2 separate regions of the Homo sapiens genome follow, and region 1 is linked to region 2. A link is a loop called in an ENCODE intact Hi-C map of the cell type or tissue named here. Cell type or tissue: Caco-2. All regions are shown on one strand.

Region 1 (5,000 bases), 270 kb after region 2:
TCAAAGCCATTTCTCTTACTAATTTAGTGTTCTTCCCACATCTTTACCAGGTTACTTCCTTCCTTTCATTTAGGTTTCAACTCAGAAATCCTCAGACGGACCTTCCCTGTCCTGTCTACTTAAAGTAACCTCCTCTCCTCCACCTCTTCCATGTCATTGTCTGTCTCATTATTCTATTTTATTGGCTTGTCACTGTCTAAAAATTATCTCATTTGTTTATTGTTTGTCTTCCTCAATTAGTATGTAAGCTCCATTAGCAACGCAGAGTAATTTTCTTGTTCACTGCTATAACTCTAGTGGCTAGAACAGTGCCTAGTGGAGAGTAGGTACTTAAGAAAGATTTGCTGAATGAATGAAAAAAGACACCAGTCTTGATAAGCTTCATGACATATCACCTTAACAGTTACCATCTATTTTTTTTTTCCTACCTACTGGCCATACCTCCTCTTCTAAGCATTGCATGTTGGAATTCCTCGGCTCTGTGTCCTCTGTCTAAATTCTCAGTCAACTTTCTCTCCCTAAGTAATCTCATTCAGTCACATGGGTTCATTTCTTATCAGTAAACTGAGTCCTAAATTTATACTTATAGTGTAGTTCTCTTCTGCCCCATAGAGATCCACTTGAATTTTACATAGGCACTTATACATCATTCTCTACGGCTTATTTCAATAACTGGCATCAACAACCACAGAGCTGCTCAAAACTGAACCTCTGAAATTATTCTTAACTTCTCTCTCCTCACTCCTGGAGAGCCAACCACCAAGTCCTGTTGGTGCCACCTTCTAAACATCTCTGGAATCTTTTTTTCTCATCATTACATTCTCTACACTAGTTCAAGCTACCATTATCTGTCACACAGATTATGGACTATTGCAATGGCCCCTTGATAGGTCTTTCCCCTCTCACGCTTATCCCTTCTAATCAATTATTCACAAAGCAATCATTTAAAAACACAACCTTCCCAAGCTCTCAACATAAAACCCATGATGTTTAAGCGGTTATTGGCCCAGCAGATCTGATCCCCACCTTGCTCTCCCTTTTACTTTCCAGCCACACTAGACCTCATACAGCTCCCTCGGGTTTTCAATAGCTTCAGACCTTCACGTGTTATTACCTCCGCCCTGTACACCTGCATCCTCCGTTTTCACCTGGTTAATGTCCGCTCCTCCTTCAGAGCTAGTGTAACTTCCGGTGGAGCCTTCTCCTATGATTTCTAGTCCCAATTATTAATACTTGCTTGATCATTTGATTAATGCTTTAAGCTACGTATGAGATTGGAGAGGGTTCAGAGTGTACATTTTATCCCAATCCCCCCACCCTCCCCCGCAAAGCCTGTCCTATGGAAGTCCTTCGGGTAAAAAAAACAACGAAGAAAACAAAACAAAAGACAAATGAAAATTCGACTGGGGTAGTGGGAAAGATTATCTGTAGCTACACGACCATTGAAAACACATTTTAAAGATGCAATTTGGGACCAGGGACGGGGGATAGTGGCGTGTTGGAAAGGTCTTTGTGGCGACGAACTTTCAACCGAGGGCCAGGATCTGAGGGTTCAGAAATACACTGCCAGGACTATTATCACCTTTAAGTCATTTACTAGTTTTTAACTTCTGCTTGTCTGCGACAGCGTAACACAGGAAGCAGCTGCAGTCTTCTCAAACCGCAGCCGCTGACCTTAGCGGCAAGAGGCCCGACCTGCCCTCCAGGCGCCCGGCGCTCGGCTCCCAGAGGCGCCGCGCAGCTCCCTCAGCGGCAGTCACAGCTGGCCAGCGCGCACCCGGCACGCGCGCCCCCAGGGCCTCTGCGCGCGGACCCGGCTCTCAGGCGCCGCGGGAGAGGCCCCCTACTCACGGAGCGCGCGGCCCGTGCGCCCACGCTCCGACCGCATTCCTCAGTACGTGGCACCCTTGGAAAGTGCCTGTCTGGTCAATCGAAGAGTCCTCGTTTCGACCAAAAAAATTCCCCTCAGAAATATGCATGGCACGGCAATGAAGGCATTTCACTATGAAGTGGAATGATGATGGTCCGACCAGGTCAGGACGAACATATGAGGGGTTAGATCTAAGCAGGCACTATTAAAGACAGTCGCATCCGGGCCCTCCTGCCGCAAGCTGCCCTCCCAGCCAAGGGTCCTTCAGGTAGGAGGTCCTGGGTGACTTTGGAAGTCCGTAGTGTCTCATTGCAGATAATTTTTAGCTTAGGGCCTGGTGGCTAGGTCGGTTCTCTCCTTTCCAGTCGGAGACCTCTGCCGCAAACATGCTCCGCCAGATCATCGGTCAGGCCAAGAAGCATCCGAGCGTAAGTTCGTGACCGCTCTCCTAATGTTTTCCCTTGTCCTTCTTGCGTCGGGGTGCGCCTCTTTCTGTTCCCTGGGAACGTCCTCATTTACAGCCACTTACCGTCCGTCAGACCAGACCCTGCCTCGCCTAGTGTTTGTCATCTTAGTTGTCCCAGGCCTCTGTGACCCTCTACGCCATGCATTGTGGGGTTTTGTCTGACAGGAGGAAGGAGACGGACACTGCTCGGAAAAAAAACCTAGTTTTTTCTAGTTAGTGAATATTGGAACAGTCTGGTGGCCGCTCTCTTTTGCAGGTTGTGCGGTCCAGGAGGGATAGATGTGCGCTGTGTGGGTCAGAGACTAGCATAGGTCAGGTTCCCTATGTGTTATACCATCTCTGGAGGTTCTTGTATTCGCCGCATTGCACCACCAGGCCTTTTGGTAAATAAGAGGGGTCCGTGATCTTGGAATCCTCACTTTGTCTGGACGTCGTTGCTTTTGGGAAAATTTCGAAGTGTGGAAATTGCAGTTAAGTTCTTTGGCATCTCATTTTTCCTCAGCACATCAATGTGCTGTAGAGCTAAAAGTCTATGCAATCTTTAATCTGTCTTAAATCCGGTTCCCTAAATACGCAGCAAGCATTGGTAGCATTACGTTTTCAGAGATAATGCTTAAAGCCAGTATTTGTAATAGATACGTTTACTTATTCAGATTCTATTTTTCATACATCTTTATAGAGGCACCCTTAAATAATTTGCAAAGAATTTGTTTTTCAAGCCCCAGGATAAAGGAAGCCAGAAAATTTAATGGGAATGACATGTAAATATTAGAGAGGTGAAGAAGACTCGATACATTTTCTTGGAAATTTAAAAATGTACCTATAATTTGCTCCACATTAAAAAGTAAGACACTTAAACCAGAGTCATCTTAACATCCTTTCCAAATTCCATTTCTTTCTTTAGAACACAGTTATAAGAAATCTTACCTCAATGTAAGATCTACTTTATTTAAATTTTAAGACAAAACAGTCCAATAACAGTTTGAGACTTGGAAATCAATGTGCAGAAACTACTGTAATCTCTCGTTGGCCAGTGTTTTAAGTATTTGAAGATGGTTATTCTATTTTGTGTTTGGTTTAGTTGATCCCCCTCTTTGTATTTATTGGAACTGGAGCTACTGGAGCAACACTGTATCTCTTGCGTCTGGCATTGTTCAATCCAGATGTTTGGTAAGTACTTAAAAATGTTTAAAACTTTGATAGCTGATCAAGGCAGTTTAGGAGCCACAGTCTCTGTAGGGCGATAACATTAGGGTAGTAGAAAGAATGTTACATTTACAGTCATACAATAAGTTCAGATCTCAAATCTGCTGTTTTCATTTACTTTTTTTGGTTCATGAAATTATCTAATTTCTCTGAGTCTCGTTTTCTCTTTGGTAAAGTAGAACTGCTAATACCAAATCTTGTAATGTTTTGAGGATTGACATAAAAATAATTGTTTTTATAAAATAATCATGGTTCTCGGCACATGTAAATGTTTTTTGCCTTCACTTGCACATTTGCAGTTGAAAAACAATAGACAATCAAAAGATTGATTCATCATTATTCTATGCACTTTTCTGTATATCACTTTATTAATTAAATGGAAAGGTTTTGTGAAAGCCAGATAAAAAGTATCTTGTGATAGGGATTCTGTGTTCTACCTTTTTTCTAATTGATTACATGAGATTGCTTATTATAGATCCTCTACCTGTTTCAACTTCATAATGAAATAACACCATACCTCATCTAATAGAAAATAAGATTGATCTGTTCAAAAATGTATTCTTAGTACAAAACACTAAATAGTGCTTTATTATTATAACAGTCGTAATGTTTTATTTCTTTTAGTTGGGACAGAAATAACCCAGAGCCCTGGAACAAACTGGGTCCCAATGATCAATACAAGGTAAACTACAAAATTGTTTTAAAGTTGTTAGAAATTGTGTTGTAATAAGTTTTGTCATGGGGTGGGTTTTCTTGAAACTGGATATACGAGTAAAATTCCATTATATTGAACTTTAAAGAGCTGTTAGGTAGTTCTGTGAAATGAAAATGGTATATTGCTCTAATAAATATTTTTTGCTAGGTATTTAATTGCTAGTATAAGAAAAGAAGGAAAAATAGTATAGCTATCATTTACCATTTTCTTAGTTCTTAGGTAGTCTAACACAGTGTTCTCAAACTTCATTATACATAGAGCTTGTTGAAACACAGATTCTTCAGCCTTATCCCCAGAGATTCTGATTCAGCTGGTCTTTTGTGGGGCATGAGAATTTAGAGTAGTCTGTGGAACTACTCTTCTAGAGAATGATTTCATGGACTGAGACCATTTATTGATTCCCCAAACATAACCTTCCTTATGTGTAAAAAATTTTGCATACAAAGACCCTGCACAGCATCAAAACCAAGGGCAGGCCAGGCACGGTGGCTTATGCCTGTAATCCCAGCACTTTGGGAGGCTGAGGCGGGCAGATCACTTGAGATCAGGAGCTGGAAATCAGCCTGGCCAATATGGTGAAACCCCATCTCTACTAAAAATACAAAAATTAGCTGGGCATGGTAGTAGGTACCTGTAATCACAGCTGCTCGGGAGGCTGAGGCAGGAGAATCGCTTGAACCTGGGAGGTGGAGGTTGCAGTGAGCCAGGATCACGCCACTGCACTCCAACCTGGGCAACAGAAC
Region 2 (5,000 bases):
AGGCCCTGTGGCAGGAATGAGTGCGCTGTGTTCATGGACCAATTAGCAGGCCTGTCCAGCTGGAGCAAAGTAAGTGAGAGGAGAGTGGTGGAAGAGAAGGCTAGAGGTAAAGGATTGAGGGTACATCTGGAAGGGCCAGGCACAGGGTGATGGTTGAACTGAATGCACTGGGGTTGTTCCCCATCTGTCTTCATGAAGCAGAGCTGTGGAGGCATAAAGACCATGATCTCAAATCGGGTAGAGGGGACTGGAGCTGTCAGTGACTTTACTCTGTCTGCTTCAGATCTCTGACTTTCTAGGCCTTCCCAAAGACAAGATCTAGGATATCCATAACAACTCCTAAGAAGAGAACTCACCAGTGTTTTGTCTGCTTTTTGCCTCAAAGGTCCATAAACCCACCAAGTTCCAGACATTATAAGTATCTACCATTGGAGTGAGGGGTAGGGGAAGACAAAGAAGGCTGTACTGAGCTTCCCATGTGACCACAGCTTGTCAATGACTAAGCTTCTGTTTTTGGAGCCTACAATTATGTTTGCAAATGTTATAATGTAGGAATCATCTAGGAACTTCGTTTAAACTGTAGATTTCCATGTTCCCCAACAGTCGCAAATACGCAACATTCACAGAATCCGCAAATAATAAGGATCACCTGTACATATATGGTGAAGGAAGGGACCAATTTCCATTCCTATCATTTGTTGCTGCAAAGAGAGCCCTCAAAGGTGCTGTGACTATATAGAAAAGTTGCTGATGGCAGCTGTTTACTTAGTAATGATGGAGTTTACTTCCTATATACTTATATCGCTATTATTCTATTCTATTACTCTCCTATTTAAATCAAACACTCTTGAAATAACAAATGTCTTCTGAAAGTGGCCTCATCCAAGACTTTTCACCCATAGTTATTCATATACATACTTTCTATTTCTTCCCCAAGTTTCATGAAACTCAGTCTTTTCAGATCAAAGCAGCTCAGAGAGGTGTTTAGAGGGCTCCTCTAATGGGACTCAGTGCTGAGGTTAAATGAAAACGGGCCATGACAGAAGTTTCCCTGACATGCAAGGCTCTGTTTTGTTACAGTTGCCTTCCTCTTGTCATCTGCATCTGCTGAGTGGCCAACCCCAGTGTCAGACAAGAAGTAAATGTGAGATTTAACAGATTTGCTCTTGAACAGCTGATCTTGCATAACAAGACTGCAGCAAGCTGTCAGATCCTTATGTCCCTAGTCTCTGGACCTTTGCACCTTCTCCTGTGCTGCATTCCTGCTGACCTATTATCCTAAAAGTGTAAAATGCTAACTTGCTGTCTGACTTGGTATTTTCCATGAGATCCCACAATTTGTAAGACAGGAACTCAGTGTCTCAAATTCATTTCTTTTCCTAACTTGTTAAATGGGGACTGGTGAGTCAAATGGGGAATACTGCAGTTTTTTAGACTTACAGTGCAGTTAGAAATACCAATAACACTCATCCACGAGTACCACAATGCACACAAAATGACAAAAGGATAAACAAAGAAATTATGGCAAAATCTTCATCATAAAAACAGTGGCTATACTTGTTTCCCATGTGAGTGCTCCAGCAATTTAAAGATCTAAAATATGTGAAGTAGTTAACCCATGACCAGTAAGACCTCATGTGTTTATCCAGTGAGAAAATGTCCTCTGGGCATTTTTCTGCAGCTTTGCTTATTTGCCTTTGTTTACATATAACAATGAAGCCATCTTGGAATTCATCCCAGTCCTTGAGAGAATTTCATGAAATGTTTAGCCAATGATTTGTTTTCAAAAGCAGTCTAGTTATCAGAGAATAATAAGAAATTATCAGTCATAATTTCAAGTGTTGATCTTTCTGTAAACCTAATAATTTAAATGTTCATTGTTTTAGCAATTCCTTTTTTCTTTACCAGAACATTTCCCTGTTTCTTATATCAGACAAAGTTCATTTACCGAATAAAACCTAATGAGGACACCTTTATTTACAAGATGTTTTATAAAAACAGAAAGAATAAAATAAGACATTAGTAGTTCAGCTTATCTGACTATGTTTTTTGTCCCCTGCCTACAGACATAAGCATCCAAGCAAGCACATGGGAGGAGGCTCAGATCTGTGCACCCGCCCACTGTCCTCTACATCTCATTTGTTTGCAGAGGCCATATTTTAGACACACCGTATCTGAAAAACAAATGGAATTTGCTTAATTAGGTGCATCTTCCTGGCAGCAAAGACAGAGAGAAGATAAAGCACATTCAGAGGAAAATGCTATAAGCTGGAAAAAAAATGGTGGGGGATCCTCTGCCATGGCTAGTAGCAAAAGACATTAAAATGTGAATCTGAATGTCTTTCCAACACCCCATTCTAGTGCAGATGCAAATACTAACATGATCCAGCAGATGGCGCAAGGCTAACTCCAAAGCCTTCTAGAAAGCTAGAACACATTCATTCCGAAGGGCCCCAAATATCAAACTAGAGAACTAATAAGAACTGTTATACAGTACACCTTGGAGCTATTTAATTATGTAATTTTTTTTCAGTTCAACACAGTCCTAGAATTACCTGTCACATTCCTTTTTCTCTCTTTTTTCTGCACACAACAGTAAATTTGGGTGGTGCTTGTTAGAGCAGACAGCCAAACAAAAATCACTAAATACACACACTTATTCTATTCTGTTTAATCTGTTGGATCTACTTGTCTTTCAATACATAATTAATGTACCCAGATCTATTATTTTTATGTGATTTATTCATAATCATATAATTAAAAGTAAATGGAACTGAGAAGTGTGGAAGGCTTTAAAACAGGAAGGAGGAATCTAGTGGTCTTTAATGATGTCAAAAGCTCTCTTGTTTATTCATTAATAACTACTACTTTTGCCTCAAAATTTCCTAAGTTTTTGCAAGCAGTGCAAATCTAATTGTCTGTTTCTTGTGCAAAATTCAGAAGGAAAATATTTCTCAATTACCTAAGTTGTAAAACTACACAAAAGGACACTGAGTTTTTAATAGCAACATTATCTGGAGAAAAAGAGGACCTTCCAAGAATGAAAACAGGATGAGTGTCATAAATGGACAGTCATGACATTCTATGTTTTTTTTTCCCCTCCAGGATCACCATCCCCACCATTAGGTTTTGATTTTACAACAACGTATAGCTCCTCTTAGAAAATGCTTAGGATGGTTTCTACATAGTAGATTCTTTCCAGCCTAATTAATAAGCTAAAGTGACCGTGTGTTTTTCAGTTATAAATATCAGCGTGTGTGTTTCCTGCTGACTACAGCTTGTACCCACTCACTTCCTTGCAATTAACATGTTATATTGTAATTTGTGGATCATGTCTTTACTTCTCCAACTATATTGTAAAGTTCATAAGAATACGTACTTTTATCTTTATACCCCCAGTGTCTAGCAGGACCTAACACATAGAAAATACTTCACAATACCAGCGAAGTAGTCAATTTAATAAAGTGTTCATTCAATCAAAAAGTTCACTTTAACCAGTTATGTATAGGCTTCTTGAAAAGAATTTGTTTTTTTTTTTTTTTTGCAAGTAACATCAAACAGTGGTGACATCTCTGGTGGTCTCTCAGCTCAAAATCCTTCCAAGAACTGGAGATACTGTTCTTTCTAAACAATTTGGCTCCCCCTCACCTGCGAGAACATCAGCAACAGCTATACATGGGAAAGAATATTAACAAGAACTTCTACTTCTTGAGAATTAAATGTGGTTGAAATGACCATGAGTTCAGTCAAAATAGCATTGTCAGTAGCTTCAGACAAAAATAGTCAGAAAAGGCAGTCAAGAGTAGCGAGTTGGCTGCTAGAACTCCAGCCATTCAAAAAATTTTTTTTAATTTAAAATAAAATGAAAAAATTTCAAAGTAGATGGTACACTCCTCTTGGTTGATGACTGTCAACAAGGCTTTTTTCCCTACCATTTATAGGTGTTTTCTTCTAATTCCATACAACCATTTTTACTCAATTTACTTCTCCCCCTTCTTGACATATTTTGCAGTTGCTGAAAATTATACTGAATGTAAAAAGAAGAAAGGAAACACCTACTCAGTGGGGATAAGATCACATGAAAGGATGTTCCTCAGTTAGTCATTTGGGTCACCTACCTATCTTGAGGCAGTCTGTGTTCAAAACAAATCCTGAAAGATAATTATAGTCCCTTTCGCTTTTTATTTTTGAGTGTTTAAAATTTACATAAGTAAAAGATGCTGGTACTATGTTTTCACCTTGTACAATAGTATCTAATTTTCGCCTCTACAACCACCCCTCAGTTACATTTTCCAGAGTGATAGTTCCAACTTTTTATTCCTTTCCAGAAATGTCACAGGTATATATAATAATATACACATACATACGTGTGTGTGTGTGTGTGTGTGTGTGTGTGTGTGTGTGTGTGTGTAATGTTTTGTTCTTCTTTAGAGACAGGGCCTTACTATGTTGACAAGGCTGGATTCGAATGCCTGGGCTCAAGGGATCCTCTCGTCTCAGCCTCCCGAGTAGCTGGGACTGCAGGTGCTCATTACTGGGATCCACACATGTATATATATTTTAAAATGGAATTATACACCACAAACTGTTCTAGGGCTTGCTTTTTTCAATGCACACTACTTGTTTTAATACTGAGTAATATTTCATCGTGAAGTTGCACTATAATTTATTTAATCAATTCTTTTACTGACCAATGTTTAGTTTGTTTTCAATTTCTCATTTCTAAAGGGCACTTTTGTGATCATCCTTCTATCTACCTTTGCATGTTTATACAAGCATATCAGTAGAAGAGTTTTCCTAGTAGTGAAATTGCATGATCAAAGGGAGTTCACATTTTAAATTCAACTACATATTTCCAAACTGTCTCCTAAAACAATGCACCAAATGACTTTGCCACCAAGAGTATACAAACACTCCCCTCTGCACCTTGACAAACTCTCTCCCCAGGTGTATTTTATTATTAGCTCACAATAACTAAAAATATAAGTAATCATAGATAA

Evidence for each region. Hi-C counts contacts between places; a loop is a spot of excess contacts. Peaks named below come from ENCODE experiments on the same cell type or tissue, not always from the same donor. Only the 100,000 strongest peaks of a DNase experiment are listed, where the experiment ranks them.
Region 1: a loop joins it to region 2, with 9 times the contacts of the local background. A loop is called at or near these places in 21 of 110 quality-filtered maps.

Annotation. Positions count from the first base shown.
Region 1 is chr7:10,937,314-10,942,313 of GRCh38, reverse strand. COXFA4 (cytochrome c oxidase associated subunit FA4) reads left to right here and starts at 2,161. Exons shown (of 4, transcript NM_002489.4): 1 at 2,161-2,298; 2 at 3,418-3,506; 3 at 4,167-4,224. The coding sequence starts at 2,257. LOC107986767 (a long non-coding RNA gene) reads right to left here and starts at 2,058. Exons shown (of 3, transcript XR_001745091.3): 1 at 1,583-2,058. RefSeq lists a silencer at 1,629-1,878 and enhancers at 1,104-2,024, 1,909-2,178. In Caco-2, no CTCF peak of the experiment used is centred here; DNase peaks (open chromatin) are centred at 1,803 and 2,123; H3K4me3 peaks cover 2,844 bases.
Region 2 is chr7:11,209,667-11,214,666 of GRCh38, reverse strand. No RefSeq gene overlaps it. Among named protein-coding and RNA genes, the nearest start is that of PHF14, 240 kb to the right of the region's middle. RefSeq lists enhancers at 2,302-2,351, 2,442-2,491. In Caco-2, a CTCF peak has its summit at 2,380 (motif pointing right); a DNase peak (open chromatin) is centred at 2,376.